2 separate regions of the Homo sapiens genome follow, and region 2 is linked to region 1. Evidence: chromatin loops called from intact Hi-C (ENCODE). Cell type or tissue: HepG2. All regions are shown on one strand. Links, peaks and the distances in the headings refer to the core of each region. The heading gives the core; the rest is flanking DNA.

The links. A loop is a pair of places that touch in the nucleus more often than their neighbours do. Peaks named below come from ENCODE experiments on the same cell type or tissue, not always from the same donor. Only the 100,000 strongest peaks of a DNase experiment are listed, where the experiment ranks them.
Region 2: a loop joins it to region 1, with 18 times the contacts of the local background. A loop is called at or near these places in 61 of 110 quality-filtered maps.

Annotation. Positions count from the first base shown.
Region 1 is chr3:142,274,687-142,285,966 of GRCh38, forward strand. No RefSeq gene overlaps it. Among named protein-coding and RNA genes, the nearest start is that of GK5, 55 kb to the left of the region's middle. RefSeq lists an enhancer at 10,521-10,815. In HepG2, for the core only: a CTCF peak has its summit at 5,497 (motif pointing left); a DNase peak (open chromatin) is centred at 5,485.
Region 2 is chr3:141,956,978-141,968,257 of GRCh38, forward strand. It overlaps TFDP2 (transcription factor Dp-2), which reads right to left. Exons shown (of 13, transcript NM_001178139.2): 10 at 6,835-6,986; 11 at 2,697-2,863. Among named protein-coding and RNA genes, the nearest start is that of ATP1B3, 86 kb to the left of the region's middle. In HepG2, for the core only: a CTCF peak has its summit at 5,751 (motif pointing right); a DNase peak (open chromatin) is centred at 5,764.

The DNA.
Region 1 (11,280 bases), core at 1,886-9,885:
ATGGTTTCTTTCAGCAGTGTTTTGTAGTTTTCCTTGTGGAGGTCTTTTGCCTCCTTGGTTAGGTATATTTCTACCTTTTTTTTTTTTTTGCAGCTATCGTAAAAATGGTTGAGTTCTTGATTTGATTCTCCGCTTGGTCCACTGTTGGTGTATAGAACAGCTACTGAATTGTGTACATTGATCTTGTATCTGGAAACTTTGCTGAATTCTTTTATAATTTCTAGGAGCTTTCTGGAGGAGTCTTTATGGTTTTCAAGGTAAAGGATCATATTGTCAGCAAACAGTGACAGTTTAAATTCCTCTGTACCTATTTGGATTCCCTTTATTTTATTTTAGGTTTATTTATTTATTTTTTTTTTTGAGATGGAGTTTCACTCCTATTGCCCAATCTGGAGTGCAAGGGCCAGAGCCTCAGGTCTAGAACTGGGAGGGGAGCAGAGGGAAAAGATGAGTTGCAGTGAGCGTGGGAGAACTGCAGTAAAGTCACTGAGAGACATCTATCTGGCTGGAAGAGAAAGCTTGAATCTTTATTTTACATAATGTTTTACCTAACACTACTTTTACATCAAACAATGGGAAGAATCTTATGAATGTTTTCCATTAAATTGTGGGAGTCCACACATCTCTTGGCACTACCATTGCAAGTCAGCTAGATCTCCACACCTGCACCAAGCATGTCAGCTACATTTTTATCTGCTTTATATAGAAGAATAATGCTTTCAATCTTATTGATTAAAGGATTCTATGGCTTTAAAAAAGATTCCCTGCAATTGGCAATGGGGTGTGATTGAAGAATTCTGAGCCAGGAAGCAGGTCAGTTTCATTTTAGCAGAAGCCTCTGATAGCAGAGTGGGGAGGCAGGCAGTGTTGCATGGTGTCTCAGTCTCTGGCTTTAGGATCATGCAGATTTAGATTTGAATTCTGCCTTTACCATTCACCATCTGTGTGTTCCCATGTAAGTCACTTCATTTCCCTGAGTTTTAATCAGAAAACAGGAATAATAATGGCTCTCTCATGACAGTGTGGTAAAGGTTAAATGACAGAATGCTTATGAAGTGCTTGATCTGTGAACAGTATTTCTTACAGTTATTTTTATGGACTGAAGTGGTTCAAGACTGAAAGGAGGGAAAATAGTGGACTATTGCAACAGTCCAAATATGAGAGGAAGAGGACCTGCATGAAGGCATTAACCATACGGATGGAGAGAAGAGGGCAGATACAGGAGATAACAACACACTAGGACTTGGGAACCAACTGGATTTGGGAGGCGAGGAAGGGGGAAGGAAAGGCAGAATCAAAGATGATTCATATAATTGTAACTTGTATTACTTGCTGTTCATAAGTGTAGAAATACCAGATGATGTTATTTCTGGCAAAAAATGATGACTTACTTCACTTAGTGACCTAGAGGAAGTGTAATTGAGAAATCATTATCTGATAACCCCATAAATACTGGTTAAGACTGTAGGTTCTTCTCCTTGCTTTGTGGTTAAAGAGAGAGAGAGACTGCTAGTATTTGACTAAGTTCTTGATTTGGGAGAAGTGTGTGTGTGTCTGTGTTTGTGTGTGTGTGTGTGCATGTTTTGAATTCAGGGAAGATTTATCTGGCAATGGTGGATTACAGGTTAAAAAAGTCACAGGCTGGGTGCGGTGGCACACGCCTGTAATCCCAGCACTTTGGGAGGCCAAGGCAGGCGGATCACAAGGTCAAAAGATCGAAACCATCCTGGCCAACAGGGTGAAACCCTGTCTCTACTAAAAATACAAAAATTAGCTGGGCGTGGTGGCGCACACCTGTAGTCCCAGCTACTCAGAGGCTGAGACAGGAGAATCGCTTGAATCTGGGAGGCAGAGGTTGCAGTGAGCTGAGATTGTGCCACTGCACTCCAGCCTGGCGACACAGTGAGACTCCGTCTCAAAAATAAATGAATAAATAAATAAATAAATAAATAAATAAATAATCACAAAGGCCACAAAAACTGCCTTACTAATTTGTTTCAGTTTATGCTGCAATGTGTGCAGATTCTGGGGTTTAAACTCCTGAGTCCTTTGCTTACAAACACCAGCATTTGTCTCATAACTGCTAATTTGAGATTGGCATCCTACTCTTAGTTACTTTCTTATATCACCCTGTAGTGATTTTTCCTTCTAGGGAGGAATAGATGAAATCAACGAGCTGTGACTAATATCTGCTGTTCTCTAGCAAGGGCCTCTGTGCTCATTCTCCAGAAAATACAGTATGTAGCAACAAATGAAGAGAGTAAAATTTTCTGTCAAAAGAACTGCTTGCCTGGAAATTATGCCAGCTTACTTTTTTAATGTTCTGATAAGAGAGAAGAAAAATTGCTCCTTAAGTTCCTGAGTGAGGCAAGAGCATTGTGTAGTAAGCACACAGTTCCCCTTTCTGTGAAGGGATCGAAATCTGTATGCTGGCTGAGCCCAGGGTTCTCTCCCACTCCTTCAGAGTTCTTCTCTGGAAGACCAGATTTCCTGGCAGCTTCTGGAACACAGCAGGCCCCTGCTATGGTTTGAATGTCTCTATGGTATGTTCCTCTCCATTGGAACTGAAGTCCCAAGGTGATAGTATCGAGAAGTGGAGCCTTTGGGAAAATGATTGTTATGGGGGCTCTGCCTTCATGAATGGGATTAATCCCCTTATTAAAGAGGCTTCAGAGACTGACTGACCTTTTGGCCCTTTGCCTTTCACCACGTGAGGATGCAGCAAAAGACGTCACCTATGAAGCAGAGAGCAAAGCTTCACCAGACGCTGAATCTGCTGGTGCCTTGATCTTGGACTTCCCAGACTCCAGAACTATGAGAAATAAATTTCTATTATATATAAATTACTCAGTCTAAGGTATTTTGTTATAGCAGCAGAAGGGACTAAGACAGCCCCCAGCTAATACTTACGAAACTGCATTGAATGAACTCCTTTGAGCCGTGTCACAAGTTTTCCCTTCTGCATGGCCAGCCCCACTGATTCTGCCCCTGGTCCTTGTTGACATTTCCTCCAATAATGTCCTGCCCTCTGGCAGAAGGCTCACCTTTTTGGCACTGCATCATCTCTCACATGCTTCAAGGGACACCTTTGAGTGGGGATGCCACATTGGCCTGCCTGCTCTTACATGTCATAGGCCCAGTAACCTGAGTCACAGACGTGGGAACATACTCCTGGAAGAAGCCTATGTGAAGAGCCCCTACAGACAACACTGCAGCTAGAATGCTGTATGCCCCTTAAGTCTTGCTACAAGTGGTCAAAGCCAGTTTTGAGATTCTGCTTTATTTTTTAAAACATTGATTCATTTACTCTTAGTCACATTCTTTAAAAATAATAGATGTGGAGGGATACAAAACCTGGAAAGTTGATACCTAGAGGTCTGTACTATCTTAGCCTGTCCATCTGTAGGTTTAGTCACACTTGATCACAAATTCCCTCATCTCAAGTGAAATAAAGATAGACTTATTGTCATAAATGATAGTTCTTGCCATTCTGGTGCTGCAAATAGTTTGTTCAGGGCTGTTGCACCAGAAGTTTGGGAGTTGGATAGGAAAAGACATTGATCCATTTTGGGAAGTCATCCTTGAAGTCTTCCTTGATGTTAATCTGGATTCTTGACAAAGTTCTCCTGTACCTTCTTTTGAAAAAGCAAATGGTTTATTTTTAAATTTAATTTTTATTTTTGGAGACAGAGTCTCATTCTCTTGCCCAGGCTGGAGTGCAGTGGCGTGATCTCAGCCACTGAATCTCTACCTCCCGGGCTCAAGTGATTCTCATGCCTCAGCCTCCCGAGTATCTGTGATTACACTAGTGTGCCATCATGCCCAGCTAATTTTTGTATTTTTAGTGGAGACAAGGTTTCACCATGTTGCCTGGCTGGTCTCAGACTTCTGACCTCAAGTGAGCTACCACACCTAGTCAGAAAAGCACATAGTTTTGCTAGTGCTCCCCACTCATGCAATGTGGCATAATAGTTATTCTTTGACATTCTAAGCAGAGCAGATGACTCAACACGGTGCTCCCAGGAGCTCTTCCAAGATTAAAATATTTCCATAGATGGATAGATGAATGGATATATAATAAAGCAAGTACAGTAAAATGTAAGTGGTAGAATCTAGGTGGTGGGTACATGGATGTTCATCTGATAATATTTTAAACTTAGATTTATCTATTAGAAAATTTTCATAATAAAACATTGGAAAAAAGAAAAAAGCCCTTAACAGTGCCTGTTGCTGTCAGTGGCTATTATCAGCTAAGACCTTTAGCACTAAGAGTTAAGAAGAAATTACTTAGGCAGATATTGAGGGTATTGGTAAGGTTTTCCTTTTAATAAAAAGCAGCCCTCAAATCATTTTCTTTTCTAACAAAGAACAGCCTGTAAAATTGAGCTACAGACATGGACAAGCAAGCTGGAAGCTTGCACAGGTGAATGCCAGCAGTTGTGCCAATAGAAAAATACTATGTGGGACTAGGCAAGTTCAAAATGGTGGCTCCATCTTCCCTTCTCTTTGTCAGTCATGTGTATAGTAAGGAGCAGACAAGATGGCGCTGGCCAAGTGGAAAGCCCATTTCCATAATAAGATTAGGGTGGGGAAACCAGCCTTCCCTGTGGGCTATGTAAACATCAAACCTGATTGAACGGATCAGTGGGCTTTACCAAGCCTGCCTATAAAATCTGCTATGGTCTGCCACTTTTCCCTTTTTCGGACACCTCTCTCTCACAAGAAGCTGCTCTTCTCTCTCCTTTCTTCTGCCTATTAAACTTTCTGCTCCTTAACCCACCCACATGTGTTTGTGTCCTTAATTTTCTTGGCACGAGACAATGAACCCTGGGTATTTACCCTAGACAACAATGCCGCTTCATCTGGGGGCTCATGCAGGATCAGAACCAAAATGGAAAGTATAAACATCAGAGCAGTAAGTGTGGAGCAAACCTCAAATCTGACCTTTAATATCAAGGCTCTCAGACTCCATTTAAAAATGCTTCAAACCAGTTTCCTTTCATGGAACTCAATCGCTTAGTTCCTCTGGTTCCATGGCTGGGGGGGTCACACTCCCAGCCATTGCATGGGGCTGGGAGAGGTCCTGGAGCAACTAAGGATTTCTGGCCAGGGCACACCCTGGTGTTATCCAGAGGCTTCTGGGTTGAACCCAGCCTTTGGCCACCCATCTGAGTGCTGGCAAAAAGGATCTCTAGCTATCCTGTTACAAAATTTTCCTCCTCTTCTATCCATGGTCACCATGTCTCCTATTTTCTCTGCATGCAATGTGCAGGAATTTTTATAGTTCAGGGAAGTAATCCTGTTAGGAAAGATCAGGAAATGCTGTAGTAACTGGAATATAGCTCAGGGGAATGCCATTGTGATTTCCTAGGAACAGAAAGTCTTCTCCCACAGTGAGCATTTCACCCTCTGCCCTTGATCTGGAAAGCACATGGCATCTCCAGGTCACTCTCTGCCCTTGAGCTGGAGAGCACGTGGCATTTTAAGGTCAATATCGCCACCTAGTGAACTAAAAATCATCTCCATGAGGCGTTGTCGGTCCTTTGACATAACACTGTACCTTCCCACTTCTTCTCCCATTTTGCACCTCTCTACTAGAGACCAAGCTTTATGCTGCTTCTGTGGATGGGAAAACTCTGCATTCAACAATTAGGAGCAAAATGTCCTCCAGAACCAAATTTTAGTTCCAATACTGTCCCATCAGCAGGAAAATCACTATTAGGTCCCTATGTTCCTTTAAGTCACCTATTTATGTCTCCAGTTAAAGCAATACTTATTAAGGGGATTTTAAGTCCAGAAGTTAATGAGAACCATTCTCTAGGGGGAAATGCTTCAGCATGGGCCATAATAGCAAAATATGGAGTTCAATCTAATACCCTCCAAAGGCAACGACCTTTTTTTTTTTTTTTTTGAGATGGAGTTTTTGCTCTTTCACTCAGGATGGAGTGAAGTGGTCCAATCTTGGCTCACTGCAACCTCTGCGCCCTGGGTTCAAGTGATTCTCCCCCCTCAACCTCCTGAGTAGCTGGAATTATAGGTGCCTGCCACCAAGACAGGTTAATTTTTTTTTTTTTTTTTGAGATGGAGTCTTGCTCTGTCGCCCAGGCTGGAGTGGAGTGGTGTGATCTCGGCTCACTGCAAGCTCCACCTCCCAGGTTCACACCATTCTCCTGCATCAGCCTCCCAAGTAGCTGGGATTACAGGCGCCCACCACCACGCCCGGCTAATTTTTTTTTTTTTTTTAGTAGAGATGGAGTTTCACTGTGTTAGCCAGGATGGTCTCGATCTCCTGACCTCGTGATCCGCCCACCTCGGCCTCCCAGAGTTCTGGGATTACAGGCGTGAGCCACCATAACCGGCCTAAGACTGGCTAATTTTTGTATTTTTAGTAGAGATGGGGTTTTGCCATGTTGGCCAGGTTGGTCTCGAACCAACCTGGGTGACTTCAGGTGACCCACATGACTCAGCCTCCCAAAGTGCTAGGATTACAGGCATGAGCCACTGTGCCCAGCTCCAAAGGCAACTATTACGTAGTCCTTCCCAATATCCATTTTTCAGGGAGGCACACAGATCACACAAGTCTAGGAAGTCAAAGGGAAATCACAGGCAGAGGACTAGAGTCACATGGGTAAGCGTGACTAATCTCAATTGCTTAGTTCCTCTGGTTCCATGGCTGGGGGGCGGTCACACTTACAACCATGGGTGGCGTGTTCAACAAGGTGCCAGGACCTAGGAACCAAGGAGGGAAAACAGCAGAGAGGACGCCCCCATTGTCTTTTCCTCCACACTTGGTCACACCAAAAGGAAGGAGACAAAAGGGATGCCTTTTTCTTGCTTCTCTTTCTAAATGGGTAACAAACCATCTTCAGCTTGCACCCCTCTGGGGTGCATCCTGAAGCACAGGGACTCCTTTAACCCTGAGACTTTGAAGGAAAAGTGGCTCACTTTCTTTTACACAAGGGCATGGCCTTCTTACTAGACCTTTGCAAGCATTGCACAATCAACCCAGCTCTTGTAGTAGTCATATCAGACAGGCCTATAGAGAATGATTCCCCAAAATTGGAGAAGCAACTTCTGGGGGAACCATCTGAGGATCCCCCTAACTTGGGGCCCCCTAAAGTTCCCTTATCATTACAGGACCTTAGGTAAATAAAGGGAGACTTAGGCCGATTTTCTGACAACTCTGATAGTTATATAGAAGCTTTCCAAAATTTAACTCAGGTGTTTAACCTCTCATAAAGTGATATTATGCTGCTCCTAAACCAAACCCTAACCGTAGCTGAAAAACAGGCAGCTCTGCAGGCAGCAGAGCATTTCAGAGATGAGCAATATGTTTCCTACAGCAGGCCAAAAGGGAAAGGAGAAAATAGAGAATGTGAAGAAATAGGGGAAACACCATTCCCAATAGGAAGAGAGGCAGCACCTCTTGACAATCCTAATTGGAACTCCCAGACTTTTCTGTGGTAATTTTCCTTCTTTCGTTGTTTAAAATGGCTTCTATCTCTTCTTTTATAATGTTCTTCCAACCTGGGAAGAGCTAATTTCCTCAAACCTTAAAATGCTTGGCTTAGAGTTGAGCTAGGGGTAAAGGAACCCAGAAGCCTGACATGCTGAAAAAAGGGTAAAAGTTATGTGTGTGTTTTGTTTGTTTTGTTTTGTTTTTTACCAGTTGAGCTTTTGGCTTCTCTTTCCCTGAGTAAACTGGTAAAAGGGGAAATAAGGATTATTGTTTATATTCTCTATATAAAGTTTTAATTAGTGAAAAAGGATTTGTGCGGTTGGTCTTAAGCTGTAGCCAATCTGTTGTGTTTTGTGTGTCTTTCTGCATGGTTTTGTCAAAAGAAAGGGTACCTTAGGATGCAGGGCCAGGACCGCATAAGACTGCTGTTCAAGCCAGCCTAACAAAATGATCAGTAACAAACTTGGCTACAGGCCTCCATCTTGTTTCGTGTCCTTGGAAACATGACCTGTAACCACGTGGCAATACTTTTAGTCTCCATTTTACAATGGTGGCTGTCTTCTTGTGCTAAGTCAGTTCCTGGGTGGCGGCCACAAAATCAGATAAGCCAGTTTATCAATCTGGGTGGTGCCAGATGATCCATCAAGGCCAGGGTTTACAAAATATCTTAAGTGCTGATCTTGAGAGCAGCTTAGGGAGGGTCAAAATCTTGTAACCTCCAGCTGCATGACTTCTAGGCCATGGTTTCTAATCTTGTGGCTAGTTTCTTGTCTGGTCCCCAGGCAAGAGGGAAGTATACCTTAGGAAGGGGCTGTTATCATCTTTGTTTTAAACTATAAACTGCAAACCAGGGTTCTCCCAAAGTTGGTTCGGCCCATGCCGAGGGATGGGCAAGGACAGCTTGCAGGCTGGAGCAAGATGGAGTTACTTGGGTTGGATCTCTTTCACTGTCTCAGTCACAGTTTTGCAATGATGGTTTCAAAAGCTGCTTACCACCCCTTTGAAAATACCTCATACACTGGAGGTTAAGTTATAACCTAATTAAGGCTTGTTGGTTTCACCTGTGGGGTTACTTTTTGTAAAGTTCCAAAGCTGAAAATCTTAATTGTTTTGCATGGCTGAAGTCGAGTAACAAAAGATTTAAAAGGATTTTCTTAAATAGTGCTCAGCTTAATTAAAAATGGATAGCCAAGTTATAGGTATATTTAAAAGGCATTCACGTTTTTCTCTTCTTGGATCTTATTTTTCTGGAAAAAGGTTTTTTCTTCTCAGTCGACTGAATTATTTTTCTCCATTTTTTTGTCTTTCCACTCTTAATGCACACATGAGAGGCCCTAAGATAACTTCTGGTAGCCTGGGACTCCTTGGGAAAAACAGAGGAGGCACCATAGATTCCATTTTGGGGGAAAAACCCCCTATTTTCCTCATGTAACCCCAGGAATTGAAAGTGGATGGATCCCTCTCAAAATCAAAGGCTCTGTTCTGTTTTGCATTGTGTTATCTGATGGTTTTAAGTTTTGGGGGTATCAAAAGTTACCTTGCAGTATGAGAGAGCTTTGGTGTGTAATAACTAGGTAGGAAATATACTTTAAGGGATGGCTAATAGTGTTCATGGAGGGATACTTAACTCTTTGCACATTTGAATCAGAGAAGCATGCTCTTGTCCACCTGGAAGATATGGAAACATCCCCACTCCCCATTAAGAGATGAGACTCCATGGAGGATGGGCTAATTACAAAACAAGCCAATTGGCTTTGGGTTGCCTTGCAATGATATGCAAGGTAGAAGCACTGCACTGCCTCCTCCTGTAGCATCTCCCTCATTCTGGGGATCCAAGATCCAGTATAAAATGGCACCCTTAATTTTGGGGATCTGTCTTTGCCTTCAGCTGTGCCTGCTTATTAGGCCCTAAAAATGCATTCCTTCCTGTTCCTCCAAGGGCTTTACCCTGAAGCAGGTAATCCAATTAATAAACTTACAAATGAAAAATCTCAGAAGTGCTGAATCTTCTGTCTGTCTGTGTATATATGTGTTGTGTGTAATGTCTATAAAAAGAGCTCTAATTGATTGGCTTAAAGAAAAATGAGTGCTTAAATCAAGTATTTTTAAAGAAAAAATAAAAAGCTGTAATGCTTTTTAGTTCATATGACTTTAATCTTTAAGAAATAAAAATAGTCTTAAGAATTATTGGTAAAATACAAGGGTCATAAACATGTAAATAGGTGGTCTAAATCATGTAAGTCAGATACTAGGTTTGCTAAATGTTCCAAGGTTGTAAACTACCTGCTTTACAACTTGGTAAGGCCTGGGGACATACGAAATTAACCACACCCCTAAGTATGCTGGAAAAAGTCAGACTTTATCTATGCCTAATACATAATCAAAACAACCTACCAGGTTTCACAGTAAAGTTAAAAATTACCCAAAGTTACCACCATAATGATATAGGAGTTAAGAATGTTTCACGTGTCCGTGTGAAGAGACCACCAAACAGGCTTTGTGTGAGCAACAAGGCTGTTTATTTCACCTGGGTGCAGGCGGGCTGAGTCCAAAAAACGAGTCAGCAAGGGTGGTGGGATTATCATTAGTTCTTATAGGTTTTGGGATAGGCGGTGGAGTTAAGAGCGATGTTTTGGGGACAGGGGGTGGATCTCACAAAGTAACTTCTCAAGGGTGAGGAGAATTACAAAGAAAATTCTTAAGGGTGGGGGAGATTATAAACAACATTGATCAGTTAGTGTGGGGCAGAAACAAATCACAATGGTGGAATGTCATCAGTTAAGCTATTTTCACTTCTGTGGATCTTCAGTTGCTTCAGGCCATCTGGATGTATATGTGCAGGTCACTGGGGATATGATGGCTTAGCTTGGGCTCAGAGGCCTGACAAAGAAGAAATTACTTAGGCAGATAGTGAGGGTATGGAAGTGCTTGGTAAGGTTTTCCTTTTAATGAAAAGCAGCCCAAATCATTTTCTAACAAAGAGCAGCCTGTAAAGTTGGGCCTCAGACATAGACAAGCAACTGGGAGCTTGCAGGAATGAATGCAGGTAGGAAAGAACTAGCTGGGACTAGACATGTTCAAAATGGTGGCTCCATCTTCCCTTATCTGTCAGCCACTGTACAGTAAGGAGCAGACAAGATGGCACCGGCCCAGGGGAGAGTTCATTTGCATAATAAGATTAGGGTGGGATGAGGAGCCTTCCCTGAGAGCTATGTAAACGTCACACCTGATTGAACCAATCTGTGAGCCCTATGTAAATCAGACACTGCCTTCTCAAGCCTGACTATAAAATCCAGCACATTCATTGCTGGCCAGTTTTTTTTTTTTGCTCTCAGAAGCCCCCTCTCTCTCACTAGAAGAGTTGTTTTCCTTTCTCTTTCTTCTGCTTATGAAACCTCTGCTCCTAAACTCCTCATGTGTGTCTGTGTCTTAAATTTTCCTAGCATGAGATGATGAACACTGGGTATTTACCCCAGACAACATAGCCACTTCAATAACATGTAATTTAAACTACTAAAAATAAATTTATATGCAAGATGTGTAAAAACAGTAGAATGTATTTTCTAGTAAAAGATTATGAGAAGGCATGGAAATGTACATTTTTCCTAGTCATAAAAGATTGTCTTAAGTTAGATAAGAAAGCTGAAGGTTTAAGCAAGTTATGGAAAGGTTGTAAAAATTAATCTTGCAAAAATTCCATGTGTAAACATTAACTAAATTCAAAAGGGAATTATATGGTCATTTCATAAATTAAGCATTGAAATAAAGGTTGTCTTAAAACGCTAATCTGCCCTTTAGCAAAAGGGTTATAAAAGGTTTGT
Region 2 (11,280 bases), core at 1,448-9,447, 320 kb before region 1:
TTCTGTGAGGATGGCTATAATTCAAAAGATGTATAGTGACAAGTGTAGAAAAGGATATGGAGGGCAGGCACGGTGGCTCACATGTATAATCCCAACACTTTGGGAGGCTGAGGCAGGTGAATTCAGGCCAAGAGTTCCAGATCAGCCTGGCCAACATGGTGAAATCCTGTCTCTACTAAAAATACCAAAACTAACCGGGCATAGCGGCAAGGTGCCTGTAATCCCAGCTACTCAGGAGGCTGAGGCAGGAGAATCACTTGAACCTGGGAGGTGGAGGTTGCAGTGAGCCAAATTACGTCACCGCACTCCAGCTTGGGCGACAGAGTGAGACTCCGTCTCTAAATAAGTAAGTAAGGATGTGGAGAAATTGGAACACTTATCCACTGGTTGGACTGTAAATGGTACAGGAGCTTTGGAAAACAGTTTGGTATTTCCTTAAAATGTTAAACACAGAGTTACCATATGACCCAGCAATTTCACTCGTAGGTATATGTTTTTAGAGATAAAAACATATGTTTACACATAAACTTTTATAAGAATGTTAACAGCAGCATCATTCGAGATAGCCAAAAAGTGGAAACAGTCCAAATATCTACCAACTGATGAATGGATAAACAAAATGTGGTCCATCCATACAATGGAATAGTATTTGGCAATAAAGAGGAATGAAATACTGATGGTGCTACAACATGAACGAACCTTGAAACACTACACTAAGTGAAAGAAGCTATCCACAAAATGCCCCATGCTGTAGGGTTCCATTCACATAAAGCGTCTTTCTAGAATAGGCAAATCCATAGTGACACAAAGTAGATTAGTGGTTGCCAGGGGCTGAGGGAGAATGGGGGAATAGAGACTGTTAATGGGTTTGGGTTTCTTTTTGGGTTTTTAAATTAAAATATTCTGGAATCAGATAGTGGTGATGATTAGCAACCTTGTGAATATACCAAAACATCACTGAACTGACATTTTTAAATGGTGTATTTTATGGCATGTGAATTCAATCTCAATTTAGAAAAGCTACAATGGTATCATTTCAGACCCACCTGATTAGGAAAATAGAACACTTCTACTCTGCTGGGGAACGTGTAATTTGGTAAAATCAAATTGAAAATTTTTGGTATCATCTAGTAAAGCTGAAGATGTACCCAACTCTGACCTAACAAGTTCAATCTGTACGTTTGCATGTGGTCACTGGGATACATGTATAGGAATGTTCAAAGCAGCACTGTATTTTAACATCAAGCAATCGGAAACAAACAGTTTATTTTCAGTAAAATAAACAGATAAGCTGTGATGTATTCATATAATGGAATTTTACACAGGAGTAAGAATGTATGAATTATATCTATATTAAATCACATGGATGACTCTAAAGAACATAATATCGAGTGAAAAAAAATCAAATCACCAAAGAGTATATTACTATGACTTCACTTATATAGAGGCCAGAAGTAGGCAAAACTAAATAATACATTATTTCCAGTTTACCATTTTGGTTTATCTCTAAAGAAATGCAAGTGAATGACAATGAAATGTAAGAGAATGGTTATATTTGAGGGGTGGGAAAGGGCACAGAGCCTGGGGCAGGGGCATGCAGTGGACTGGAACAGTAATGTGCTTTCCTCAGCTGGGTGCTGGATTCATGGGGGTCTACTGTACTGTGACCCTTCAGAGTCTACAGACGTAAACAACCTTTGTATCTACTCAGTATTTAATAAGAACAATTTAAGACTGGGGAAAGAGGAAGAAGGAACAGTAAATATGGTCAACTTGAGAAGTTTTACTGTAAAGAGGAGCAGCGTACACAAATGTGAATCCAGGTTTACCCCGTTCTGCCCTTTTTTCCCCTGACATTTAAACTTTCAGTCCACTCCTCCTCTCTGAATTCAATTAATCAAATGTTTTTATGTATGGGCAGATAATAGATATACTAAATTTTCCATTAGAGGGAAGTAGGATGTACCTACTTTTTTTTTTTTTTTTTTTTTTTTGAGACAGAGTTTCACTCTTCTTGCCCAGGCTAGAGTGCAATGGCGATCTCAGCTCATTGCAACCTCCACCTCCCAGGTTCAAGTGATTCTCCTGCCTCAGCCTCCTGAGTAGCTGGGATTACAGATATGTGCCATCACGCCCGGCTAATTTTTTGTATTTTTTTAGTAGAGACAGGGTTTCACCATGTTGGCCAGGCTGGTCTCGAACTCCCGACCTCAGGTGATCCACCCGTCTTGGCTTCCCAAAGTGCTGGGATTACAGGTGTGAGCTGCAGCGCCCGGCCAGGATGTACCTACTTTCTTTTGTAAATTGCCCAAAGTTTCCCTTGAAGTATCCACAGGGCACTAAGAGAAGATTTTTTAAAACTCCCTCATTGAGCTTTTACTAGCTTACTCTAACTAGGCTCTAAGCTAGGTACTGGGAATTACAAGATCTCTCTGAAGAGCCAAATTCAGTGCTGAGTGAGCCAATTTAGATGTAATAGTATATAATGTGTGGTGTATAGATGTAAGTTCATAATGTTATGAAACAAACTATTTAATCTAATTTTTGAAAAAATGGTCCTAAAGTGTTAAAGGTTTCAGTTTGTCGACACAAGCACAGATGTTCTAAAATTTTGCAATTTTCTATAAGAAAGGTTTTAACAAGTTTGGATTCAACATTTAATCAGGGACAACACATGAAAGCATCAGTTAACATACCTGTGATATAACCTTCTAAAGCCTTTGGCACCAGGGATTTCGCAAGTTTCAGATCCTCCAGAGAGCATTTGCCTGACTCCAGGCCAAACGACATTCCCATCCGCTTTAGTACTTCTATGTCATCATGGATCTCAAAGGTGTTGTCAAAATTGAAAAGATACTCAAACCTGCATCAGGAAACAAAGTAAAGGGTTTTTGGTGGTGCTGGAGAGGTCTGAATAGTTTTGTATTCTATAGTTTAAGTAACAGAATGGGGGCCTAAATCCAGCTATAGTGCTAGAAATTGCTACCATTTAGAGAGCCATGAGTCATTCTGCTCTGTCAGGGGAATGACATCTCAAATAAAACACTTTCCCAATTAAAACAACATTCCTCTGACAGATGATAGAAACCCACAAACTTTAGCCCTAACTCTGTTACAAACAGAGGATAGAAATTTTATTCTAAATCCAGTACTTCTCAAAGTTGCCTACAGCTTTGCCACAAAAGAAAAGCCTTTCTACTTTAATATTACGATATCCCTATTCCGAGTTGGCCTGTTAGCTTTGAGGAAAAAAACATTTTGAATGCTTACTTCATTTTCATGAGTCAAATGTTAGCTACAGCCTACTTCAGATAAGCAATAAATAGAAGACTTTCAACAAGTGAAAACAACCCCAAATCCTGTCCTGAGAGGCTAAGGAGTAAAATGTTTTAAGAAAAAATGTCACATGTAATACAAGCACGTTTCCAAATATGTTTGGAAAGTACCCAAATTGGATTCCCAGCTTCCCAGCAGCCCAACACACGTTAATCAAGAGGCAAAAGAAGGAAGACACAGTCCTTCCGACTCCTAGGCTAGGCCTGGAGCACCTTCATCATGGGCCTCAGCCCTGCAGGGACAGGGTTTGGGGACAATGGTAGGTTTCACCTGGTCATGAAATTCTATTAAAATCATGTGAGGGTAAAACTTTATACCCTATCTAAGATAATTTGAATAACAGATTATCTTAGAAGCAAAAATTATAATTTGAAGCAAAATACCAATTTAAGTAATCTAAAGTATATGAATTTGATTAAAGTACAATAACAACTTAAAAAAAAAAATCTGAAGTGGGTGCCTGCCACAGGGATGATTTCAGGCATCTGTTAAAAGCAGATCGTTTTGTAAATGTAATCCTCATTGTGGAAAGCCTCTTGGCTAATTATGGGGAAAGACTGCATCACCAAAGTAACTGAAAGGGTTTTTGGACCTACGTCGGATAACAAGCTTGTACAAGCTACTCAGAGCCTCCTTCCCTCCACTCAAAGGAAGGCCAAGGAAAGGGCATGAGTCAGGGACCACCCAAGAGATGGAAGCCTCACCAGATTCCAGCCTGGGGGAACAGTGTCCACAATACCCTAGGCCAATGATTCCCAGATTTTCCCATCATTCTTTTTAGACTTAAGAGACTAACCTAAGATAGTTTTATAATTCTCCATACAAAACAAGAGACTAATTTGAGAGAGTAACTAGAATGCTAAGTTTTGTGTTTTTTATCTGAAAAGATGCTAACCATTTTCCAGAATTCTCAGTTTTTTGTTGTTTTTTTTTTTTTTTTTTTTTTTTGAGACAGAGTCTTGCTCTGTCGCCCAGGCTGGAGTGCAGTGGCACGATCTCGGCTCAATGCAAACTTCACCTCCTGGGTTCAAGTGATTCTCCTGCCTCAGCCTCCTGAGTAGCTGGGAGTACAGGCGCGTGCCACCATGCCTGGCTAATTTTTGTATTTTTAGTAGAAATGGGGGTTTTACCATGTTGGTCAGGTTGGTCTCGAACTCCTGACCTTATGATCCACCCACCTTGGCCTCCCAAAGTGCTGGGATTACAGGTGTGAGCCACCGTGCCCGGCCTGAATTCTCAGTTTTCTGAGACTATGTTAATGGTCCTCTTTGACATATATTTATAAAGAATTTGCAAGTGTGTGGAAAATAATTCAGATATCTACCACTTACTGACCACTGGGCTGGGTTGTATATTAATTTACCCATAACTTTTTGAAACTGGCAAGGTAAATACTATAATTCTTATTTTTGTGGAGAAAGGAACATGATCTCAGAGAGGTTAAGAAACTTAGAAGATTAAAAAATGGATCAGCTTTAGTTGGCCAAGGAAGTGTGCACCTGCAGTCCTGGCTACTAGGAAGGCTGAGGCAGGGGGACCGCTTGAGCCCAGGAGTTTGAGGCTGCAGTGAGCTATAATCGTGCCTGTAAATAGCCACTGCACTCCAACCTGGGCAACAGTGAGAACAGTGAGAATCCACTCTTTTTTTGGGGGGGACGGAGTTTTGCTCTTGCTGCCCAGGCTGGAGTGCAATGGTACAATCTTGGGTCACTGCAACCTCTGCCTCCTGGGTTCAAGTGATTCTCCTGCCTCAGCCTCCCGAGTAGCTGGGATTACAGGTGTGCATCATCACGCTAATTTTTGTATTTTTAGTAGCCACAGGGTTTCACCATGTTGGTCAGGCTGGTCTCAAACTCTTGACCACAGGTGATCTGCCTGCCTTGGCCTCCCAAAGTGCTGGGATTACAGGCATGAGCCAACACGCCCGGCCAAGAATCCACTCTTAAAAAAAAATTTATTGGTTCTGGTTTACTTCATAACCTCTACTATTTCTTTTTGTGTCTATAGTCTCAATTATCAAATAGTTTTGAAATTCCTGCTGTTTTTTTCTTTTTTCTTTTTTCGAGACAGAGTCTTGCTCTGTCGTCCAGGCTGGAGTGTAGTGGCACAATCTCGGTTCACTGCAACCCCTGCCTCCCAGGTTCAAGCGTTTCTCCTGCCTTGGCCTCCCTAGTAGCTGGGACTACAGGCGTGCGCCACCAAGCCTGGCTAATTTTTGTATTTTTAGTAGAGACAGGGTTTCACTATGTTGGCCAGGCTGGTCTCGAACTCCTGATCTCAGGTGATCCACTAGCCTCCGGCCTCCCAGAGTGCTGGGATTACAGGTGTGAACCACCACGCCTGGCTAACTCTTCTTTTGTGTGTGTGCCTTCTTAGTGGAGTGGCCCGGAATCTCTGGACACAACAGAGACCGGCAGGGGGCGCAAGAGCGCCAGGAAGAAGAGTGGGAAAACAAGTAGCAGTGAAGCCCAAGGGCAATGTCAGGGCCCTAGGAGACAGGAAGTTCTGGTATCCCTGGGACAGTTCTGGGGTATGCCTGTGGTACTGACGCAATTATTATAGAGTCTTCTTTTGCATTAATAAATCCCTATTTGAACAATAAACTATAGGCTGACCTTTTGTAACAGCAGCTAACATTTAAAAAACACTTACCTCAAGTCATTATAGACATTAACTCATTTAATCCTCACAAGGCTGGGAAGTCATAGGGGACCCAGTATCATTCCTATTTGTTCTTGAGAAAACAGAGCTTTGCAGCAGCGAAGTGGGGGAGCCATAAGCGGTACATGGATCCGTCTCACTCTGCACCCTATATATACTCTTAACTCTTTTATGGTACTGGTCACAGCCTGAAGACCACTGAGAGAAACTTTTTCATGAATGGTAAAATACATCACAAATTAATTCTATATTTTGAAAAGTGCTACTTCTTATTTGCCATAATGAATATTATCATTGATCTTAGTTAAAATGTAAAAACACAATTTAAAGGAAGCAAAGAATGTGCCAGGCATTTTCATGTCTATTCATACATTCATTAATAAACAGAAGCATGCATAACTATGATATAGCAAAACAAAGAAATAATTGGTTTAATGCCACATGTTGACCTAAAATATTTCCGTAATAAACTATGACGGTGAATCACCAATGAATCTACCTTGTCCCAGACCCACAGTGCTGGGCTAACTTATCACAGTTACTTGCTCAGAGTTACCACATACATGCAGCACGTCATAGGTTGGGCCCAGACACTGCCACACACATATAATACAGACAGCACAGTGCCTGGCACAAGACAGGGGACCACAGAGGGTGAGGGTTGGAGCGCACACTAGTGGAAGATTGCACCCATGGTTCAGGAGGTGTTTCATGTGCCCCAAGGAAGCCAGCCTTTGAGGGGTGCAACTAATAAAGTGCATCCTTCTTGAGTTTGCAAATGATATGAAAATGTTAACAGAAGGCCAGCCCTGCACCCATCCCTAGTTCTCCACTCACTTGTCACTGGAGATGCTGCAATCTATGACTGTTTTTCTGCTTGTATTGATGATTATGAATGGCAGCTGAATGGTAGAGTTCAGAGCCGGCGGGCCCTGGTTTTGCTGCTCATTTTGTCGATTTCTCTGTACCAGGTTTTTGAAAGCGATTTGCTGTAATGATCAATAAAAACAATATGGTCAATTGTGCATAAGTGAGTTGGAATTTAAAAGAATTAAGATAATACCTTTAAATATAGTTTAAAATTAGAGTTTAAAGAGACATCCCGCCTGCACTAATGAATTAATTTAAAAAATTAAACATTTAAGAAAGAATGATCCAACTCAATAAATACATTTTTCCATCATCCATAGAAACAGGACCTCACAATCTGGGAAAGAACCAGTAGGCACCTGGAACTCTTCAGCAAATGACACAGCAAGGGTGATACCATTTATCTAACATAGACTCCTGACAGTTTGGGGTCAAATATGCCCCCAAACTTTAGGATGTGTAGCCCAGGGATATGCAAACATTTTAAAGGCACAAAATTGTTTCTTCAAATAAAATCTCGAGGGAGGCTGGGCACAGTGGCTCACGCCTGTAATCCCAACACTTTGGGAGGCCAAAGCAGGTTGATTGCTTGAGTCCAGGAGTTTAAGGCCAACCTGGGCAACATGGCAAAACCCTATCTCTACAAAAAATACAAAAACTAGCTGGGCATGGTGGTATGTGCCTATAGTCCCAGCTACCCAGGAGGCTGAGGTGGGAGGATTGTTTGAATCCAGGAGGCAGAATTTGCTGTGAGCAGAGATCATACCACTCCATTCCAGCCTGGGTGACAGAATGAGACCCTGTCTCAAAACAAAACAAAAAAAAACTCATGTAAAACAGATGGAAGTGGTGCTGTTGAGGCTGGCTGCAGTGAGGCCAGGTCCTAAGCTCTGCCATCTCTGCCCTCAAGCACAGCCACATGGTTTCTAAGGCACCTCCACAGAACTTCTCAGCAGCCTCTGGGCACAGTTTGGAATCCAGCCCCAGCCTTCCCCAACCAGACATTTCCAGATGAGGTAACTGAGGCTCAGCACTAATTATAAGATACATCAAGGCCTAAATTTTTTTACTGGATCTTGCCGCTACTTTTAGTTATAACCATTACTCAAAAGCCAAAGAAAGTGATCTCCCTTTTAGACGGAGGCTGCAGTAAGCCGAGATTGCACCACTGCACTCCAGCCTGGGCAACAAGAGCAAAACTCTGTCTGAGAAAAACCAACCAACAAACAAACAAGTGATCTCCCTTTTTTTAATAAGGTAAATGTACGATAGAATTTCACAGCTAGAAAGACTGTATGCAGTTCAAGTTTTTCATCTGCTCAAGAAACAGATAACGTTTTAAAAGTTCCTCAAGTCAGAGCCATTCATTCCCCTTCATTAGCTTGTTATAATCTTGTCACCCAGTAGTGATAAATTTATTTTTTACATTTTAGCAATCTTATGATCAGTATTGTTTATTTCAGGTTCTGGACCTTAACTAAAGTTTCAGTAAGATTACTATTATTGGCCAGGCATGGTAGCTCACACCTGTAATCTCAGCACTTTGGGAGGCCGAAGTGGGAAGTTCTCTTGAGCCTAGGAGTTGGAGGATGCAGTGAGCTATGACTGTGCCACTACATTCCAACCTGGGCAACAGAGCCCTTTCTCAAGAAGAAAAAGAAAAGAAAAAAAGGAAAGAAAAGAAGGGAAGAGAAGGGAGGGGAAGGGGAAGGGGGAGGGGAAGGGGAAGGGGAAGGGGAAGGAAAGGGGAAGGAAAGGAAAGGAAAGGAAAGGAAAGGAAAAAAGAAAAGAAAAGAAAAGATTACTATTATCTTAAAATGGCTGAGTGCTATCTCCCCAAAAGGGGAAGATTTACTCTTTGAAAAGCACAAAAAATAATGAACACCAATTTATTGTAGACCTAAGTGTGTCCAAAAATCACTATCAATAACTAGCACTATCAATATCATTACCAAACATTATTGAGGTTACATTTCATTATTTTCTGTTGCTAAAAAACGAATTCATTGCTTAATTCCTTTAATAATGAGGAAAAATTATGATTAAACTGTGGAACTGAGAAAAAGAATTACATGCTTAAATACTCCTGCATAGCTTCTCTTCCCTTTTACTAGAATACACATCTCAAGAGCTGTTCCTACACTTTGCCTAACTTGGTGTCTGTCCCTAGTGCCACAAGAGGACCCTGGTATATGGGGGAATATAAGCAGTGATAACTAATGGCCCTTATGTATTTGTGATTCACTATTTAATGCTGTGTACATTTAATAGTATCAATGGTTTTTCAAGTGAAGAGAGCAGTAAAAACATAATGTTTTTATTATTATTATTTATTATTATTTTTTTGAGACGGAGTCTCACTCTGTTGCCCAGGCTGGAGTACAGTGGCACGATCTCAGCTCACTGCAACCTCCGCCTCCCAGGTTCAAATGATTTTCCTGCTTCAGCCTCCCGAGTAGCCGGGACTACAGGCACCCGCCACCATGCCTGGCTAATTTTTGCATTTTTAGTAGAGGCGGGGTTTTACCATATTGGCCAGGCTGGTCTCGAACTCCTGACCTTGTGATCTGCCCACCTCGGCCTCCCAAAGTGCTGGGATTACAGACATGAGCCACTGCACCTGGTCATAATAATGTTTTTTTTAACACTGTCACAAATTTCATATACCATATAATGTTATTTTGGATAGTAAAAGGAAAAATAATTCACTTATTTTGAACTGACTTATTTGTTGCCCTTTGATTGATTTCCTTTGGCCTTTTGTTCTTTTTCAAACTCATTAACATCTATTCCAGAGGCTGAACAGCTTTAAGTGTGTTCATTCATTTTCCTATGCGTTTATTATGGAAAAGGTTTAAGGGCTGGAAAGGGCAATTATAGAGATAAAAGTAGGATATTGGGATTATCTACAGGTTTGCTTTACTCACTCCATTCTTCTACATTACCAAAAATAAAAGAGAGGTGGTAGCAAGGAGGTAATAGTTACCTGTGTCATGTGACATGAGTGAGTTGTGACATGAGCTTATAAAAAAAAATCAAGTGAGCTTAGCCACAGCAAATGGATTACTTATTAAAAAAAAAAAAAAAAAAAAGACAGAGTCTTGCTCTGTTGCCCAGGCTGGAGTGCAGTGGTGCAATCTCGGCTCACTGCAACCTCCGCCTCCCGGGTTCAAGTGAATCTCTTGCCTCAGCCTCCTGAGTACCTGAGATTTCAGGTGTGCACCACCATGCCTGGCTAATTTTTTTATTTTTAGTAGAGACGGGGTTTCACCATGTTTGTCAGGCTGGTCTCAAACTCCTGACCTCGTGATCTGCCCACCTCGGCCTCCCCAAGTGCTGGGATGACAGGAGTAAGCCACTGTGCCTGGCTGCTTAATTTACTTTCTATGACAACTTAATTTATTTGATGAAAGGAAAAAAACTGAAATGCTAGGAGGAAATAAGTTTTTTGTTTTTTTTTTTTTTGAGACAGAGTTTCGCTCTTGTTGCCCAGGCTAGGGTGCAGTGGGGCGATCTCAGCTCACTGCAACCTCTGCCTCCCAGGTTCAAGAGATTATCCTGCCTTAGCCTCCCAAGTAGCTGAGATTACAGGCATGCGCCACCATGCCTGGCTAATTTTTTGTATTTTTAGTAGAGACGGGGTTTCTCCATGTTGGTCAGGCTGGTCTCGAACTCCTGAACTCAGGTGATCTGCCCGTCTCCGCCTCCCAAAGTGCTGGGATTACATGCGTGAGCCACCACATCCGGCCTTTGGAAATAAGTTTTAAGTTTACCAGAAGACCACAAGTTGATTTCAGTTATACTTTGGGTTTCACTTTAATGTTTAGAGAGACCTGTTTCTATGAATGTTGACAGCCATGTTGCCCCTGGGTGGAACTCTTCTACAAATATTTGGTTTGAGAGACAGTAGAGGAAAAGAAGTTCAAGACTTTAAAAAATAAAAAAACAATGTTCATGGTACAGAGGTAAGCAGGGAAAAAATATGGTTTCATTCTTTGCATCAGGCATCTAGAGACAGGAAAGTCCTACACACATGAGGGTGATCTTGCCCAGCACCATTCTTTCTGATAGGCAGATGACTGTTGGCATGCTGATAAACAGGTTTTTAAAAATAACGTGCCAAAAAAATTAAGCTCCAAAATGTTCCATGGTTTTGAAGAAATTCCAGGAGGGCCCCAGCACAGGGTTTGGGGCATGAGCTCTTAGGGGATACTGCAGATAACTGTGCAGGGACAGGGACAACAGAGAGGCTGCCGGGGGGAAGAAGATGGCAGCACAGGAGTTCAAGGAGGAGTGTTTGGTAGAATTCTACAGGCAGGAGCATAGGAATAAACTGTCAGTTTCAGCTTTTTTTTTTTTTAAAGCTGCACAATATTCTCTTCAAACAAAACATTATTATTTATATATTATATA